2 separate regions of the Homo sapiens genome follow, and region 2 is linked to region 1. Evidence: chromatin loops called from intact Hi-C (ENCODE). Cell type or tissue: endothelial cell of umbilical vein. All regions are shown on one strand. Links, peaks and the distances in the headings refer to the core of each region. The heading gives the core; the rest is flanking DNA. Region 1 holds the start of LOC124907731 (a long non-coding RNA gene). Region 2 overlaps HPCAL1 (hippocalcin like 1).

Region 1 (8,327 bases), core at 6-8,005:
GTTCACATATATCCTTATATTTTTATTTTTAACCTAAAACATACAAAAGTACTTTCATCCATCATATCCGGATGTCTGTGCGACGCCTTCCCTGGGCCTGGGCCACGTGGTTAGAGTACACACCGACTCTGGCATTGTGGTGCCCGGGGGACCCCTGACTCGGAGCCTCTGCTTCTTAACTAATGAGAGGCCAGCACGGTTGCTCACATCTGTCATCCCAGCACTGTGGGAGGCCAAGATGGGTGGATCACTTGAGCACAGGAGTTCAAGACCAGGCTGCGCAACATGACGAAACACCGTCTCTGCTAACAATACAGAAAAATTAGCCAGGTGCGGTGCTATGCACCTGTAGTCCTAGGTACTCGGGAGGCTGAGGTGGGAGGATGGCTTGAGCCCAGGTGGCAGAGGTTGCAGTGAGCCAAGATCGTGCCACTCACTCCAGTCTGTGCGACAGTGAAACCCTGTCTCAAAAAAAAAAATAATATAATGCGAGTTTAAAAACATTTGTAAACAACAAGGTGCAGACTCCACTTAGGCCCCTGTTTCCTGTGATGTGCTGGTTGGCTATTGCTGCCCAGCCAACGACGCCGCCCCAGCACTTACAGCACCGACCCTCATTCACACTCTCTCATGTTGTCTGTGGGCAGGGATGTGGGAGCAACTGGACTATAAGGTTCCCCTGAGGTTGCAGCCGACGTCAGCAGGAGCTGCCCTCAGGAGCATTGCCTGGTGCTGAAGGTGCCGCTTCCAAACTGCCTCATTCCCGAGGCTGGTGCTAGCTGCGGGTAGGAGGCTTCAGCTCCTCTCCATGTGGCCCCTCCAAAGAGCCATCTTCATGGTGTGACAGCTTCGTCCAGAGCCAGAGACCCCAGAGAACCAAGCAAAGGCTGCAACGCCTTCTGTGACCCAGCCTTGGAGCACACAGAGTGTCACTCCCATGGTATTCTATGTCTCCCAGTCGGTCTTGATTCGACATGGGAGAGAGCCACACACGGTGTGAACTCCAAGAGATAAGAAGCATGGGGCCATCTTGGAGACTGGCGGTCACACCAAGCTTAACTCAACAGCAATTTTGTAAAGCAATTCACCTTTAATGAGTCTTTTCAAGGCATTTAATGAGTGTGCATAGAAATCACTTTCATATTCATATTTTATCATTTTGTGTATACTCAATTACACAATGCCATTATGATAAGCATAACTAATATAAACAGATTGGGGAAACTTCACTGACTGACAAGCGGACAGACCCAGGCAGCAGTAGCAGCCCAAGTACGTGGGCACATGGGGAGAAGGCTGCAGCCGGGGTGGAAGCTCAGGAAGGCTTGTCGGGGGCTGCAGGTCGCTGGCTAGATCTGATGGGGCCTGATGTACCCTTTGGTGGCCCCAGAGTCACTGCACCGGCACCAACTGTGTATTTCTTCTGTGAGCCTCAGAGCTGTATAAAGTACGTGTGTTTAGGCCAAGAAGAATTTAATTCACACCAGGTGCAGTGGCTCATGCCTATAATCACAGCACTTAGGGAGGCCGAGGTGGGTGGATCACCTGAGGTCAGGAGTTGGAGACCAGCCTGCCCAACATGGTGAAACCTCATCTGTACTAAAAACACAAAAATTAGCCGGGCGTGGTGGCGTGCTCCTGTAGTCTCAGCTACTCAGGAGGCTGAGGCAGAAGAATGGCTTGATCCCGGGAGGTGGAGGTTGCAGTAAGCCGAGATCGTGCCACTGCACTCCAGCCTGGGCAACAGAGTGAGATTCCATCTCAAAAAAAAAAAAAAGAATTTAATTCACTTCAGCAAGTGTTTCCTGAACACCTGCAGAGCCAGGCACCAAAGGCGTTCAGACAAATTCTTCTCCAGGCCAGTCCCAGTGCAGGGAGGGAAACAAGGGAAAGAACCTTTCAGCCTGGCGCTCACTGGGCTGGAGGAGGCCCGGAGGCACGGGAGCGCAGGGGAGAGTCTCAGTCCCCTTGGGTGCGTAACAAAGTCCCACAGACTGGTGACTGAAACCACGGACATTTACCTTCTCATAGTCGTGGAGGCTGAAAGTCCAGGATTGAGGTGTCGGCAGGGCTGGTGTATTCTGAGGTCGTCCTTTGGCTAGGAGGTGGCTGTACTGTGGCTGTGTCCTCACGTGGTCTTTCTGCTGTGTGTATCTGTGCCCTAATCTCTTCTTAAAGGACATGAGTCCTGTTGGACTGGGGCCCATCCAAATGACCTCATTTTACTTCCATGACCTTTTAAAAGGTTCTATCTCCAAGTATAGTCACATTTTGAGGTACTGGGGGCTTCAAGACGGGGGCACAATTCCACCTGTAGCAGGGAGGAACAGGCATCCACTTACCCGGGAGATCCTAGTGGGCTTCCGGGAGCAACCACGCAGAACCCTGTAGGATAAATGGAGTTTTTCTGACCAGGCAGGGGTAGGGTGGGGAGACGAGCTCTGTGGGAGCTGCAGTGGGGCAGGAGGGACCACCACCATTCAGCATATGGAGGGTGGGGCAGGCAGGGGAGCCCTCCTTGTTCCAGAAGCAGACCTTGGGTCCCCTCCACGCGGCCCACCTTCTCCCTCCCAGAGCCTCCCTCAGGTCCCACCTCTGCAAAGAGAGCCAACGCCATGCACCAAGCCACGGGACACTTGTCACTGGTGACTCAAAAGGGAGGGCTTGTGTGTCATTTGGCCTTGAGCATGGAAAGTTAGATCAGCTGGAAAGAGTAAAAGGAAGTTGGGAATTGTTTTTAAACCAGCCGCAAGTGCAGGAGTGATAAAGGGATGGGGAGGCCACTAGGCCTTTTGGAAAATATTAATCGCCCAGAGTCTGAAGGAAAAAGCGAAAAGCAAGGCCTGGCGAGCCCCTCCACTGTCTGAGCGCACAACTGAGGGGAGAGGTGCGTGTGTGTGTTTGCGTGTGTGCATGTGAGTGTGGGTATCTGTGTGCATGTGAGTGCGTGCACATGTGTGTACATGTGTGTGTCTGTGTGCATGTGTGCATGTGTGCATGGGTCTGGGTGCGCATGTGTGTGTATGTGCACGCGTGTACGTGTGTACGTGTGTGGGCATGTGTGCACATGTGTGTGCTCACGCATGTGTGCATGTGTCCGTGTGTGCATGTGTGTGCACATGTGTACATGTGTGCTCACACGTGTGTGCTTGTGTGTGCGTTGTCTGTGTGTGTTGTGGGGGGCTGCCTTCCTGGAGCCCATCAGCCCAGCACAGCTCTGGCCCGTTTGACAATGTCCCCTGAACCACTGAAAAGGACCATTTTTTTTTTTTGGAGATAGGGTCTTACTGTCACCCGGGCTGTAGTGCAGTGGTGTGATCTTGACTCACTGCAACCTCCACTTCCCAGGCCCAAGCGATCCTCCCACCTCAGCCTCCCTGGTATCTGGGACCACAGGTCTGCACCACCATGCCTGGCTAGTTTTTTATATTTTTGGTGGAGACAGGGTTTCGCCATGTTGCCCAGGCTGGTCTTGAACTCCTGAGCTCAAGCAATCCTCCTGCTTCGGCCTCCCAAAGTACTGAGATTACAGGCATGAGCCACTGCACCTGGCCTGAAAAGGACCTTTGACATCAGGGTCATCACAGCCTCATGCCAGCTTTGCTGCAAGTGCTGGACTCCGATTTGTGGGAAGATGAAGGCAGGTTACCCTGGGACTCTCTCCTGCCTCACCTGGACTTCCAGACGCACGGGGAGTGTGTGCCTTCGCAGCTTGGCATAGTGAACCTGTGAACAGCCAGCCTCTGAGAACAATGACCTCATCTTTATGAAATTTTAGTTGTGGAATGTTTCATAATTTGCACAACACTTGTGTGTGATCTGTAAACGAACACTGTGTACCTGCTGGGGTGCAAGAAACCTCCTTCCTGGCAGGGAGCATGATCAGATCGCTTTGGGCCCACTGGCTGCAGGACATGGTCCTCCACGGCGCAGGGCTGGCACTGAGGGCTCTGCGGGAACTTCCCAACCTCTAAGCCCAGGAAGCACCTCCCTTCTGCCCTCGCCCACGGGGTCTCTGGAGCAAGCCTGCCCCCTGGGGCAGGAGCTGAGAAACTGGCTGGAGGCCTTTCGCTCTGCCCATTTCCTGAGGTTAAGGAGGAGTCCTTCCAGTGTAAATGGAGGTAGGGCCCATGTGTGCACGTTTGCACACACGCAGACACCCACCCAGCCTGAAATGTTGGGTTTGCAAGATCCAGATTGGGGTGTCTTGGGCAGGACTGGCCATATAAGTCTCCTGTGCTGGTCTGAGGAAGGGGGTTGGCACACACAGGGCCCCTGAAGCCCTGGCTGATACCCTCCGCCTGTCTGCCAGGCGAAGCCAGGCTGCTCTCATGGGCTCAGTCCCTGGGCACCTTCCTGATGGAGATGCCCTTAGCAGCCTGGGTGAGGCCCCAGGGGAAAGGCTTCAGATCCTGGAGCAGAGTCCAACCCCCTCATGTCACAGCTTAGCACACTGAGGCCTGGAAAGAAAGGACACGCCCAAAGTCACCTGGCTGGTCAGCTGCAGAGCCAGGCATCAGGTGGCAAGCCCTGCACTCCTTCCGCCGAGTCTCCAGGCTTGCCCTGGTGCCCCTGTCCCTGCGTTTCCAGACCTGGGCACTCAGGACACTGTGAGTCCAGAGGGGTGGCCTGGCAAGGGTGAACCCAGCCAAAGCCGGAGCCACAGGAGGGAAGACCCTTCTCCCAGCTGGGACTCACAGCCCTGGCCTGGCTCTGCCTGGCTGGAAACAGTTACAAGGCTGGGACCAGCCAAGAACACCCCGGGCCTCCTCTCTGTCCTCACTGCCTCCCACCTTTCAAAGTCAGAAAGCCTTTCCCACCTGGCTTATGCCAGGGCTTGGGGTAAAGGCACAGCTGGCAAGCAGCCTGGAGGGGAGAATGAAGCAGCGGAGGTGGGGAGGGAGGAGAGGAGGAGAGAGCACTCCCTGCCTGCCGCTTACGCAGAGATTCCGTCATCATTAGGCTTCTTTTGGTGACACACTCCTGATACCCAGGGACTCGGAAGATCCCATGGAGGGGATGAAGAGTTATTATTTGCACAGAGCATGCAGCTCAGAAGCATAGCTCCCCTCTCTCCCGACACTCTGCCTCATCTTTGATCCTCTCGGTGGCTCTGAAGTGGGTCCTATTATCATTCTCCCTGGGCAGAGGAGAAGACGGAGGTTCAGAGAGACTCAGTGATTTGCCCACAGCCACTGGGCCCTGGTGGGGCAGAGGCTGCCTCCAACCCTCAGATCCGATCTGAGTTCAGAGTCGTTGAGGGCATCCTCATGTGGCTTCACAGCTCTCAGGCCGCGGTGGGGCTGGCTCGGACAGGAAGCACTACATTGCATTCCCAAATGTTTTGGTCTCAGGACCCCTTTCAGTTTTCAAAAGTATTGAGGACCCCAAACATGTTTTACACATAAGGGCTATATCTACAGATTTTCTGTGTTTAAAACTAAAACTGCCAGGTGCAGTGGCTCATGCCTATAATCCCAGCACTTTGGGAGGCTGAGGCAGGTGGATCATCTGAGGTCAGTGGTTCGAGACCAGCCTGACCAGATAGGGTGAAATCCTATCTCTACTAATAATACAAAAATTACCCAGGCATGGTGGCGGGCACCTGTAATCTCAGCTACCCGGGAGGCTGAGGCAGGAGAATCACTTGAACCCGGGAGGTGGAGGCTGCAGTGAGCTGAGATTGAGCCATTGCATTCCAGCCTGGGTGACAAGAGCAAAACACCGCCTCCAAAAAAAACAAACAAAAGACAAAAAGAACACCTAAAACTGAAAAACTCTAGAAATATTTTAACTCGCTTAAAAATAATAATGTCTGTTACATGTTAACATAATAATTTTTGATTAAAAAACGAATATTTTGCAAAGCAGAAAAGATGTTTAGAGAGAAGCGTGGCATGATTTTACATTTGTGCAAGTTTCTTGAATGTCTGGCTTCATAGAGGATTTACATACCCACTTCTGCATTTAATCGATTGCAGTAGTGCACAGATCTGGCAAACTCCACTGCACATGTGTGAGACAATGAGAATAAAAAAGCAAATAATATTTTAGTATTGTTATGGAAATAGTTTTGACCTACAGACTTCCCGAAAGGGTTTCAGGGATTCCCAGGGGTGCCCCTGAGCCACACTTTGAGAATCACTGCACTGCAGTCTCTGAGTGTGGTCTGCGTCATTCACAAAGCAAATTCCAACATCTCCTGACTCTAAAATGCATCCCCCTCCCCACCGACACATTACAGGATTTGTGAACTCCAAGCGTTTCTCCCAATTGCCCTTGGTTTGCGCCTCTCCCTGCATGCTTGGTTCAGTGGAGGATCTGTTAGTTCACGGAATCTTACAGCCAGGGGCGTCACATAATCCTCACAGTGGCGAACCTCTGGATGCCATCTTGCCTCCAGAGGGAGACTCTGGGACCGCTTCTCCACACAGCTTCCGAGGGCCTGAGCGGCAGGTAGCTGGAACCTAATGGAACCTAGGCTGGGGTGCGGGGCCCTGGATTGGGGGTAGCCCTGACCAGGCCAATGTGCCACCGGGCAGGAGGAGCGAGTCAGCACACCTCCTCTGTGCAGCCCATCCTGCCCCCGTCCCCCTCCCCGCCCCTCGCCCCTCCTGTGGGCCCCCGTGCACCCTCCTAGTACACGTGAGCTCTCAGGGACAAGCTGTCGCACTGTTTGTCATGGGTTTGCCTCCCCACCTGGCTGTAGGCATCTGAGGGAAAGAGAGCGTCCTATCTGTCCATACAGCCCAGGACTGGCCCTGAGCCAACCCTCAGATGCCAGGTAAAGAAGGCCGGCAGGCCCTTCCCTGTCAGTGAAGAAAGAAGTTTCCAGAGGCCCGTTCCCTGAGGAGCAGGTGGAGGGCAGGGCTGGGGAGGGGCATCCCACGGATGGCAGCTGTCGCTCGGCAAAGCCAAGGGCATAACTCACCTCAGAGGAGGCCGTGTTCAGGCCGCGCCTGGTGCCCAGATAAGCTGTGCAGGCCGCTGGGCTGGAGCCTGGCCCGCATGACAGGTGTCACCGGGAGGTCCCTGTAAGAGGAGGGAACTTGGGAACATTGTGGCTCCAGGGAAGTGCACAGATGTCCTGGGCCCCCCAGCTCCCAGGGAACCAGCCCCTCCCTCACCCGGACATGGCGCCCTGCCTTGTCGCGGTTGTCGGGGATTTTTCCCTTATCCCGTGGTCTCTGGGAAACCCAGCCCTGCACCCAGCACTTGGCACCTGATAAGGGTTTGCAGAACTGAATGTTTTAAATGCATCAAGAAACGCATATTGAGAGGAGCTGCTTGGAGTCAGCGGAGTCTGAGTATGGACTGAGGATAGTAGCCCCGTCACACACGTGGGCTTCTCTAAATTAGATTTCCTAAAAATGGAACTTGTTGGACACTCATAGCTAAGGCAGCCAGAATGTCCAGGAATTCTCAGCAATTCTGAGCAGGATCTCTCCAGAGGAGGTGAGGAACCCACCCTCGGAACAGAGCAGGGTTCCAAGGCCGCTGTCTCTAGAACACAGGAGGCTCGGGCTCACCTGGCCCCTCTCAGAGCCTGCATGCAGCCACTGGGGCTTTCCTCATGGAGTTGCCAGCCATGAGATGGAAAATTCTGGAAATCTCATAGGCCTTTAAGAAAGGCAAAAGGAGAAAAAGGCCAGACACCAGGGCAACCTCCTGGTAATTCTAAGGTGCTCAGAACCTCTGCGGAGAAAGGGGCCTGCCTGTACGTCCGGGTCTTCATCCTCCTCCCAGGCAGGGCTTGAGATGTGGCAGGTGGAGGCAGGTGGGGATGTGGGGGGCCCAGGAAAGACCCTTCTCCCACAACCACATGCACACGTTTTTCTCTTTCTCTTTCTTTTCTTTTCTTTTGAGGCAGGATCTCACTCTGTGGCCCAGGCTGGAGTGCAGTGGTGCCATCACAGCTCACTGTAGCCTTGACGTCCCCCAGCTCAGGTGATGCTCCCACCTCAGCCTCTCGAGTAGCTGGGACTACAGGTGTGCACCATCTACAGTAGGTGGGCACTACAGGTGCCCAGCTAATTTTTGTATTTTTTGTAGAGATAGGATTTCACCATGTTGGCCAGGCTGGTCTCAAACTCCTGGGCTCAATCCCCCGAAGTGCTGGGATTACAGGCATCCCACTGTACCTGGGCTTCTTTTTCTAAAATTCAGTTATGGTCTCGCTATGTTGCTCAGGCTGGTCTCAAACCCCTGACCTCAAGTGATCCTCCCGCCTTGGCCTCTGAAGTGCTAGGATTGTAGGCTCAAGCCACCGTGCCTGGCTGTACACATGTATTTCTACTGTCATCCTGGAATCGTTTCTAAAAGCCTCG
Region 2 (8,327 bases), core at 193-8,192, 77 kb before region 1:
ACACCACCACACCTGGCTAATTTTTTTCTTTTTAGTAGAGACAGAGGTCTCGCCATGTTGCCCAGGCTGATCTGGAACTCCTGAGCTCAAGCAGTCCTCCTGACTCAGCCTCCCAAAGTGCAATGATTATTGGCATGAGCCATGGCACCTGACCAGAACATTTTTATCTTCCCCAAAAGAAACCATGTACCCATTCACTGCCACTCCCCATTTCCCCTCAGCCTCCCAGTCCCAGCCCCAGGCAACAACTAATCTGCTTTCTGTCTCTACAGATTTGCCTATTCTGGACATTTCACATAGATGGAATCGTATTATATGTGGTCTTTTGTGACTGGCTTCATTCACTTAGCATATCTTTTCAAGGTTGGTCCATGTTGTAGCATGAATCTCAACTTCATTCCTTTTACTGCTCAGTGATATTCCATTGTATGGATAGACTACATTTTGTTTATCCATTCATCAGTTGATGGACATTTTGGTCATTTTCACTTTCTGGCTGCTGTGAATAATGCTGCTGTAAACATTTATGTGTAAGTTTTCATTTCTCTTTCATTCTTATATGCCTAGGAGTACAACTGCTAGGTCATATGGTAACTCTAGATTTAAGCTTTTGAGGAACTGCCAGGCTGTTTTCTGAAGAGGCTGCACCATTTTCATCCTACCAACAGCGTATGAGGGTTCCACCTTCTCCATTTCCTCATCTCCGCTGGAGTTTATAGGACTTTTTGATTCTAGCAGTCTTACTGGATATATCGCTGTTGTTTTCATGTGCATTTCCCTCGTGACTAATGATGTTGAGCATCTTGTCATGTGCTTCTTGGCCACTTGTATATCTTTGGAGAAACGTCTATTCAAGTCCCTTGCCCATTTTTTAACTGGGTTGTCTTGTATTATTGAGTTGTAAGAGTTCTTTATATATTCTAGATGCAAGTCTAGAATCTATACAATTCGCAAATATTTTCTCCTATTCTGTGAGCTGTCTCTTCACTTTCTTGACGGTATTCTTTGAGGCACAGGTGTTTTAAATTTTGGCTGGGTGTGGTGGCTTACTAGCACTTGGGAGGCTGAGGCAGATGGATCGCTTGAGCCCAGGAGTTCGAGACCAGCCAAGGCAATATGGTGAGATCCTGTCTCTACAAAAAATACAAAAATTAGCCAGGCATGGTGGCATGCACCTAATAGTCCCACCTACTCAGGAGGCTGAGGTGGGGGGATTGCTTGAGCCCAAGAAGCAGTAAGCCATGATCATGCCACTGCACTCCAGCCTGGGCAACAGAGCAAGACCCTGCCTCAAAAAAAAAAAAAAAAAAGGACATAGATTTTTAAAAGGCCAGAAGAAAGCAGACTTCATTAGCTGCTTCCCCTAATTGCCCCTGGACTATGGGGCATGCTCTGTCCCCTTCTGGGTGCATAGAGCATGTGGGAACCTTCGGGCAGGTGCACTCTGAGCCCACCAAGACTCAGTTACGTTTGTTTCCAAACCTGCTTATACCAGTAGTACTTATGTAATTACCAAAGTTAATTAAATTTTATGCAAACCCTCAGAAGAGGAATTAAAAGGAGTTGGTTTTATGAAACAGAGTTGAATGTTTGGGGGAAGATGGCTGTTCAATTAGGCATGAACAAAATAACTGTATAATATCAGTGGTATATGAAATCGGCAAGGATTTGGTGCTAGTTCCTACATTACTTGACAGAAACAGAAACTGAGAATCTCAGAAAATGCATTAACAGTGTGGATAGTGCAAAAAAGACATATCAGGACAGAAGCCAGTGGACCCATAATCCAAGAGAGGTCTTGGCCCTGTATCAAGAGATGGGGAATAAATGCATTTTTATATGAAAATGAAACGTTTTATGTCAAAACGAAATGCTCAATATGTCTATATCTTTTTTTTTTTTTTTTTTTTTTTTTTTTTTTTTTTTTGAGACAGAGTCTTGCTCTGTCACCCAGGCTGGAGTGCAGTGGCATGATCTCGGATCACTGCAAGCTCCGCCTCCCAGGTTCACGCCATTCTCCTGCCTCAGCCTCCTGAGTAGCTGGGACTACAGGTGCCCGCCACCACGCCCAGCTAATTTTTTGTATATTTAGTAGAGACAGGGTTTCACCGTGTTAGCCAGGATGGTCTCTCCTGACCTCATGATCCACCCGCCTCAGCCTCCCAAAGTGCTGCGATTACAGGTGTGAGCCACCGTGCCCGGCGTCTATATCATTTTTATGATCCCCTCTTTAATAATCTTTTTCAATTACCCAACTCCCTGCCAGGTCAGATAATACTGGAAAAGCAGGCTTCTTACAAGCACTCAAATAGAAGAGTGGCTACCTGGGCAGGGGTGACAAAATATTATTTTTTGTCTCCTTCTTACCTCTTAGTATGTTTGAGACGTTCTAATAAGTATGGATGACTTTTATGGTAGAGAACAAGTATGTAAAATTTATTTTTGAAGATTCAGATTCCATTACCGCCTGTTAATAAAGGGAAGAAATTTGGAAACGCTGCACTGCCGTGGCCAGCATTGTTAACTGCAGCCAAGAACATGCCCCTGTGCCACAAAGATAAACAAGCAGGAAATGTGCAAAAGGAACAACATAAAACAATAAGACCATCAGGCTCAAATGCGTGGCTACTTTAATTGAAAGCTAGTAAAACGCTGAAATAGATGCTGAATGTGATTGAATTCAGACAGGCCCTTTCCTGAGCTCTTTGGTTAAAGCTACTGGGCACCGTGAGAGGCAGACATACTTTTGGAAAGCCAGGCTGCTGGACTAAATGGGTTCAACGAACATCATACCAGACAAATCTGGATTTCCCAGGAGAAGGCCAGAATCCAGAGTTTTGTTTTGTTTCTTGAGACAGAGTCTCACTCTGTCGCTCAGGCTGGAGTGCAGTGGTGGGATCAGAGCCCATTGCAGCCTCAGACTCCTGGGCTCAAGTGATCTTCCCACCTCAGCCTCCCAAGTAGCTGGGACTGTAGATGCACATCACCCTGCCTGGCTAATTTATATATATATATATTTTTTTTTTTTTGTAGAGACAGGATCTTGCTATGCTACCCAGGCTGGGCAAATACTCCTGGGCTCAAGCGATCCCCCCACCTTGGTCTCCCAAAGCACTGGGATTACAGGTGTGAACCACCACAGCTGGCCCAGAGTTTTTTCTGTTGTTGTTTTTTGTTTTTTGAGATGGAGTCTTGCTCTGTCGTGCAGGCTGGAGTGCAGTGGAGCGATCTCGGCTCACTGCAACCTCCGCCTCTTGAGTTCAAGTGATTCTCCTGCCTCAGCCTCCCGAGTAGCTGGGATTACAGGTGTGTACCACCATGCCCAGCTAATTTTTGTATTTTTAGTAGAGATGAGGTTTCACCATGTTGGCAGGCTGGTCTTGAACTCCTGATCTTAGGTGAACTGCCCACCTTGGCCTCCCAAAGTGCTGGGATTACAGGCATGAGCCACTGTGCCCGGGCTGGCCCCTAGTATTTTTAAAGAAACACAATGTCACTGCTCTGATGTGTACAAAATAAGTGATTAAGAGGTCCGTCTCACTGACCCTAAATCCCTGCCCCCTTGAACTTGATCTTGCTTTTATATCCCCACCATGCTAGGCTTACAGTAGGTATCTAATCACTGTGTTAAAGCATGAACAAATGCAAGCTTAAGAGTGACTTATGAAGATACCAATCTTTCTCCTGTAAACCAGGGCTTCTGAAATGGTCCTTCTACAGCACTCCTCCCCTCCCCCATTCCCACGCTGCATTTTCTTATGTTTGAGACACAGTTTGCTAAACCCAACCTTGTCTGAATTAATGAGGACACAGAAGTGAAGGGTTTGGGGAGCTAAACATTAAACCGATTTGGCCCATACTCCGTGCCAGGCTTCATACTGGATCCCCGTGAAACACAGGAAGCCTCAGAAAATGCCCAACCCCGCCCCGCAGACACAGTGCCATGGGAAAGGCTGCTGCTGGAGTGTTTAAACCTGTGAGGAACAGCACCAGAAAGGCCCAGACAGCCAGAGCGGGGCCTGAAGGAAAAGCAGGGTGGGTGCTGAGGACAGACACCCACAGATCAGCTCCTGGGACCCCAGGGTGGCAGGAGGCACTTCCAAAGGAGAAGTAGTGGGTGTGGCCATTTTAAACCTCTTTCCTCCTCCCCACGCCCACCTTTGCCCCACCGTGGTCCACATCTGGGGCTGGAACTTAGGCGAAGTGACCATTATCAGGCGCTGGGGGGCACATTTTATACCATCAGGAAATTCCTGTGAGCCAAGTCAGTCCCAGCACATGGGCCTTCCCTGAAGGCCCTGCTCCCCATGAGACTCTGAGACAGGGCTCTGCCTGGTGTGGATGACAGGCTCAGAAAAGGGTGGGCCGGGGGCTGGGTGACCAAGCCAACGACGGAAGGAGCAAGTTGTTCTAAAGAACAGGCGCCCACCGTATGGGTCACGGATGCCAGGGAGGCAGACACTCCCTCTCACTGAGGCCGGCCTGTGTGTCAGGCTGAACTCCAGCACCTGCGGGGGGCGGGGGCGGTGCGGGGCTCTCTAGAGACTTCTGAAAGTGAATCCCAGTAATGTCAAACTCATCTATGAGCACTCTGCTCCTCTGAGGATGAAAACAGTTCGCACCACTCTGCAAACAAATATAAATCCCTTAGAAACTAATCTGGGTGGGTGGGTGGGGTGGTGGGGATGACAAGAGGAACAAATGTTTAAAATCTAACATCCTCCAGGGTGGTCCTGACCCCAGTTAGAAGGAGAGAGAAGGAAGAGGGTGGGGGGAGGGAGCCAGGGCCTGTCTGTGCTGGGGAGGGAGCAGTGGAGGAGCACAAAGACATGGAGAAGGAAGGGGAGGAAGGGGAGAGAAGTGAGAAGCTCTCACAGTCTCGTTTTTGTACTATCATGGTGAAAACACAGTACACTTCATTCTGTTTGATGATGCCAACGCCTGCTACTGGAAAACACTCTCCTTGCACATCATATCCATAAATAAATGCCAGTCCCGGGTCTGTGGGTCTCAGCCTGGTAGACCGGTTATGTCAACTGGACAGTGCTTTTAATGGACCATTTATAGCCTGACTGGCTCACAACAAAAATGCCTGCACGGAGACCTAGAGGGTTAAACATCTCTTTAAGACAGAACTGCCTCCCAATTGAAAGAGGAAAAAAGCCACAGAGGGGACTGGGGCCAGGCAGACAAAGTTAACATTTGAGGATGAGGGAGCACCTCCCCCAAGACTCCACAGCCAAGCCCTGAATGAGGCACGTGGGCTGTGATGGGGTCAGTCCCATTCCATCCCCTCCCAATTCTGGCATGAGGGCTTCTCCCACCATATCCCCAGAGCCTCGAGACAGAATACCAGGAGGCTCCCCATGGCCCCCACAACATCAGCAGTCACTGCTGCTCCCCAACTTTCTCCCCGTCACCCCCCCTCAAAGAAGGACATGAGTGCAGCTGTGCTAGTGTCCTACTGGGAGGCCACCAGCCCCTGATGGACCAAGGGGGGTCTGAGGACCCCAAGGCATTGCACATAAGTGTTTGCATGCATACACACACACACACAGCCTGGCTCTCTCACACATACACAGACACACACACCCCCAGGGCACACACTCAGACACACCCACACACTCACACTTCCACTTATTCCCACAATTGTTCTTCCTGGTTTGGATCAACAGACCATCTGTGTGCTTGTGTGACTTAGGAAATCTTCCAAAATACGGCAAAAGTTCGCAGTCCTTGCCCCTTTTGTGGTGGGGGAGGGGCGTCATAAATAGTTTTCTAGTTTCTTTATATTTTCTATTTTACAGTGAACATGCATGTATCACTTTTATATTCAGAAAAAGTTAAAACACAAAATTTTTAAAAGTTTTTCTGGATGGGTGCAGTGGCTTATGCCTATAATCCTAGCACTTTGGGAGGCTGAAGTGAGAGGATCGCTTAAGCCCAAGAGTTCGAGACCAGCCCAGGCAGCATAGCAAGACCCTGTCTCTACAAAAAATACAAAAATTAGCTGGGTGTGGTGGCTCACACCTGTAGTCCCAGCTTCTTGGGAGGCTGAGGTGGGAGAATCGCTTGGGCCTGGGAAGTCAAGGTTGCAGTAGGCCAAGATTGTGCCACCACTCCAGCCTGGGTGACAGCAAGACCCTGTCTCAAAAAAAAAAAAAAGTTTTTCTAGGACAAATAATAAATAGTACCACAGTAGGTCACATTCATCTCATCTTGACCCACACAACAGCACTGTGAAGTAGTGCTTCCATTTTACAAATGAAGAAACCCAGGATAAGGGAACTTGAAAGCCGCCCAAGGTCACCCAGCTAGCAAGTGGCAAAAACGCAGAGTACAGTATTATCACTCCTGGGAAAAAGGTTCCTCTAGTCTGTCCCAAAGACGGAGAGAGAGACACACACAGAGAGACAGAAAGAAAGAGACAGACAGACAGGCAGGCACAGAGATAGAGAGATTGAAACAGAGAGAGCAAGACAGACAGAAACAGAGACAGACACATACAGAGACAGAGACAGACACACAGAGAGAGGCAGAAAGAGACTGCAAGACAGGCACAGAGAGAGACAGAAAGAGAGAGAGAGAGAAACAGACACATAGAGAGAGGCAGAAAGAGACTGAAAGGCACAGAGAGAGAGACACACAGAAAAAGAGAGAGAGATGGACACATAGAGAGAGGCAGAAAGAGACTGAAAGGCACAGAGAGAGAGACACACAGAGAGAAAGAGAAACGGACACATAGAGAGAGGCAGAAAGAGACTGAAAGGCACAGAGAGAGACACACACAGAAAGAGAGAGACAGAGACAGACACAGAGAGAGAAGCAGAAAGAGACAGAAAGTCAGGCACAGAGAGAGACACACACAGAAAGAGGGAGAGAGAAACAGACACATAGAGACAGACAGACAGACACAGAGAAAGAGACAGAGACAGAGCAAGTCCTGGGAGGAAGGGAAGGGGGAGCAGAGTACTGTGGAGTGTGGGACGCCCGTCTTACTCATTTGATTATAAAATATTTCTGAGCTGCCAGATGGTATAATAGTGGCTGCAGATGCCCCGATAGCTTTTCTTCATTTCTTTGCACAGGGCTCCATTTCAGGGCCTGAAGAGTGATATCTAAGAAGCTATTCTGGAGTTCCATAAAGACAATCACTATACAACTATGGAATCGCCGCTTGGTGCATGCGCTTAACAGATGTGCACTGGTTCTGGCTTCCTGGATAAACGGGCCTTATGCTAATCGTGAGGCACCTAGCGGCACTTCGGGGCCCCCCTTGCTGGCACATGGCCTGCTCAGGCAGGGATGGGATCTGGGCTTGTTACGTAATTAATCCTTGGCTCAGGGCTGCTGCACACCCCACACAGACGCTGGTCGAAGTGATGCCTATGGGGAAAGCAAGCATCAAAGACCACGTCCCCAGGGTCCTCTGAGCCAGGAGCGGCCGAGACTTCGAGATCAAAGCTGTAGGGTTAATGAGTTCACTGCAGTCCTCAACCGTCTGCTTGTTTTGTTCTGGCTTTTTCGTGTTGTGTTTTGTTTAGTTTTTAATAAGGGAGTCTTCATCCCTGCTCCTTCGACAGCTCAGTAACCCAGTTAGAAAGCAACAGCTCTGTGCAGGATGCACCACACAGCCGCCGGTACTCCTGCCGGGTCTGAAGCCAGCGTTCTCTATATCCCAAGAGGTGCAGCCTCCCAGGAGGCATGGAGGCCCAAGCCTCACTCCAGAACTGCTTGCTTGGGAAGCGCACAGCCATGGGCCATGTGTTCATCCCTGAGGCCTGCCCCCTCTTCTCTTTCTGCCCTCATCTCTCCTCTCTCCCCTCAGCCCTGAGCCACGCCCAGCACAAGAGAACAGCAGAAAGACTTTCTATGCCATCTGCCACTGATCTAAAAGTCCCTTCGCAAGGATGAGTTTTGTTTCTGCTCTTAAAATTTAGCCTGGTTTCAGCCTGATCTCTTGGACTTGGCATTGGCCACGGTCAATCCAGTGTCTGCAGTCAAAGCAGTGGCAGCTTGCAAACCCATATAGTGGAGGTCCCACCTAAAGCCATGCCCACCCTAAAAATCCTCCAGACTTCAAGAAACCTCCAAGTTCAGAAGCAAAAGAAAGGAAGACCCAGGGAACAGCAGGAATCACTTGCATGGAAGTCTGTGGACAAACTAGGCTGGCTCACCTGCCTGCCTATGCAAACACCCACCTCCCACCCGGGAGTCCTGGAGGGAGATATGGTGCTATCAGTCCTTCACATGCTAGTGAGAATTAGCATCATCTTGCTCCTAGAAGAGAGTCATTACTCCGAGGATTGAGATCAGCCTTCTCAGCA

Evidence for each region. A loop is a pair of places that touch in the nucleus more often than their neighbours do. Peaks named below come from ENCODE experiments on the same cell type or tissue, not always from the same donor. Only the 100,000 strongest peaks of a DNase experiment are listed, where the experiment ranks them.
Region 2: a loop joins it to region 1, with 7 times the contacts of the local background. A loop is called at or near these places in 9 of 110 quality-filtered maps.

Annotation. Positions count from the first base shown.
Region 1 is chr2:10,266,413-10,274,739 of GRCh38, reverse strand. It overlaps LOC124907731 (a long non-coding RNA gene), which reads right to left and starts at 2,339. Exons shown (of 2, transcript XR_007086209.1): 1 at 2,022-2,339; 2 at 1,071-1,438. RefSeq lists an enhancer at 2,565-3,065. In endothelial cell of umbilical vein, for the core only: a CTCF peak has its summit at 4,018; a DNase peak (open chromatin) is centred at 4,019.
Region 2 is chr2:10,343,303-10,351,629 of GRCh38, reverse strand. All of the region lies in intron 1 of HPCAL1 (hippocalcin like 1), which reads right to left. Among named protein-coding and RNA genes, the nearest start is that of HPCAL1, 45 kb to the right of the region's middle. RefSeq lists an enhancer at 6,985-7,485. In endothelial cell of umbilical vein, for the core only: no CTCF peak of the experiment used is centred there; a DNase peak (open chromatin) is centred at 2,619; H3K27ac peaks cover 1,265 bases.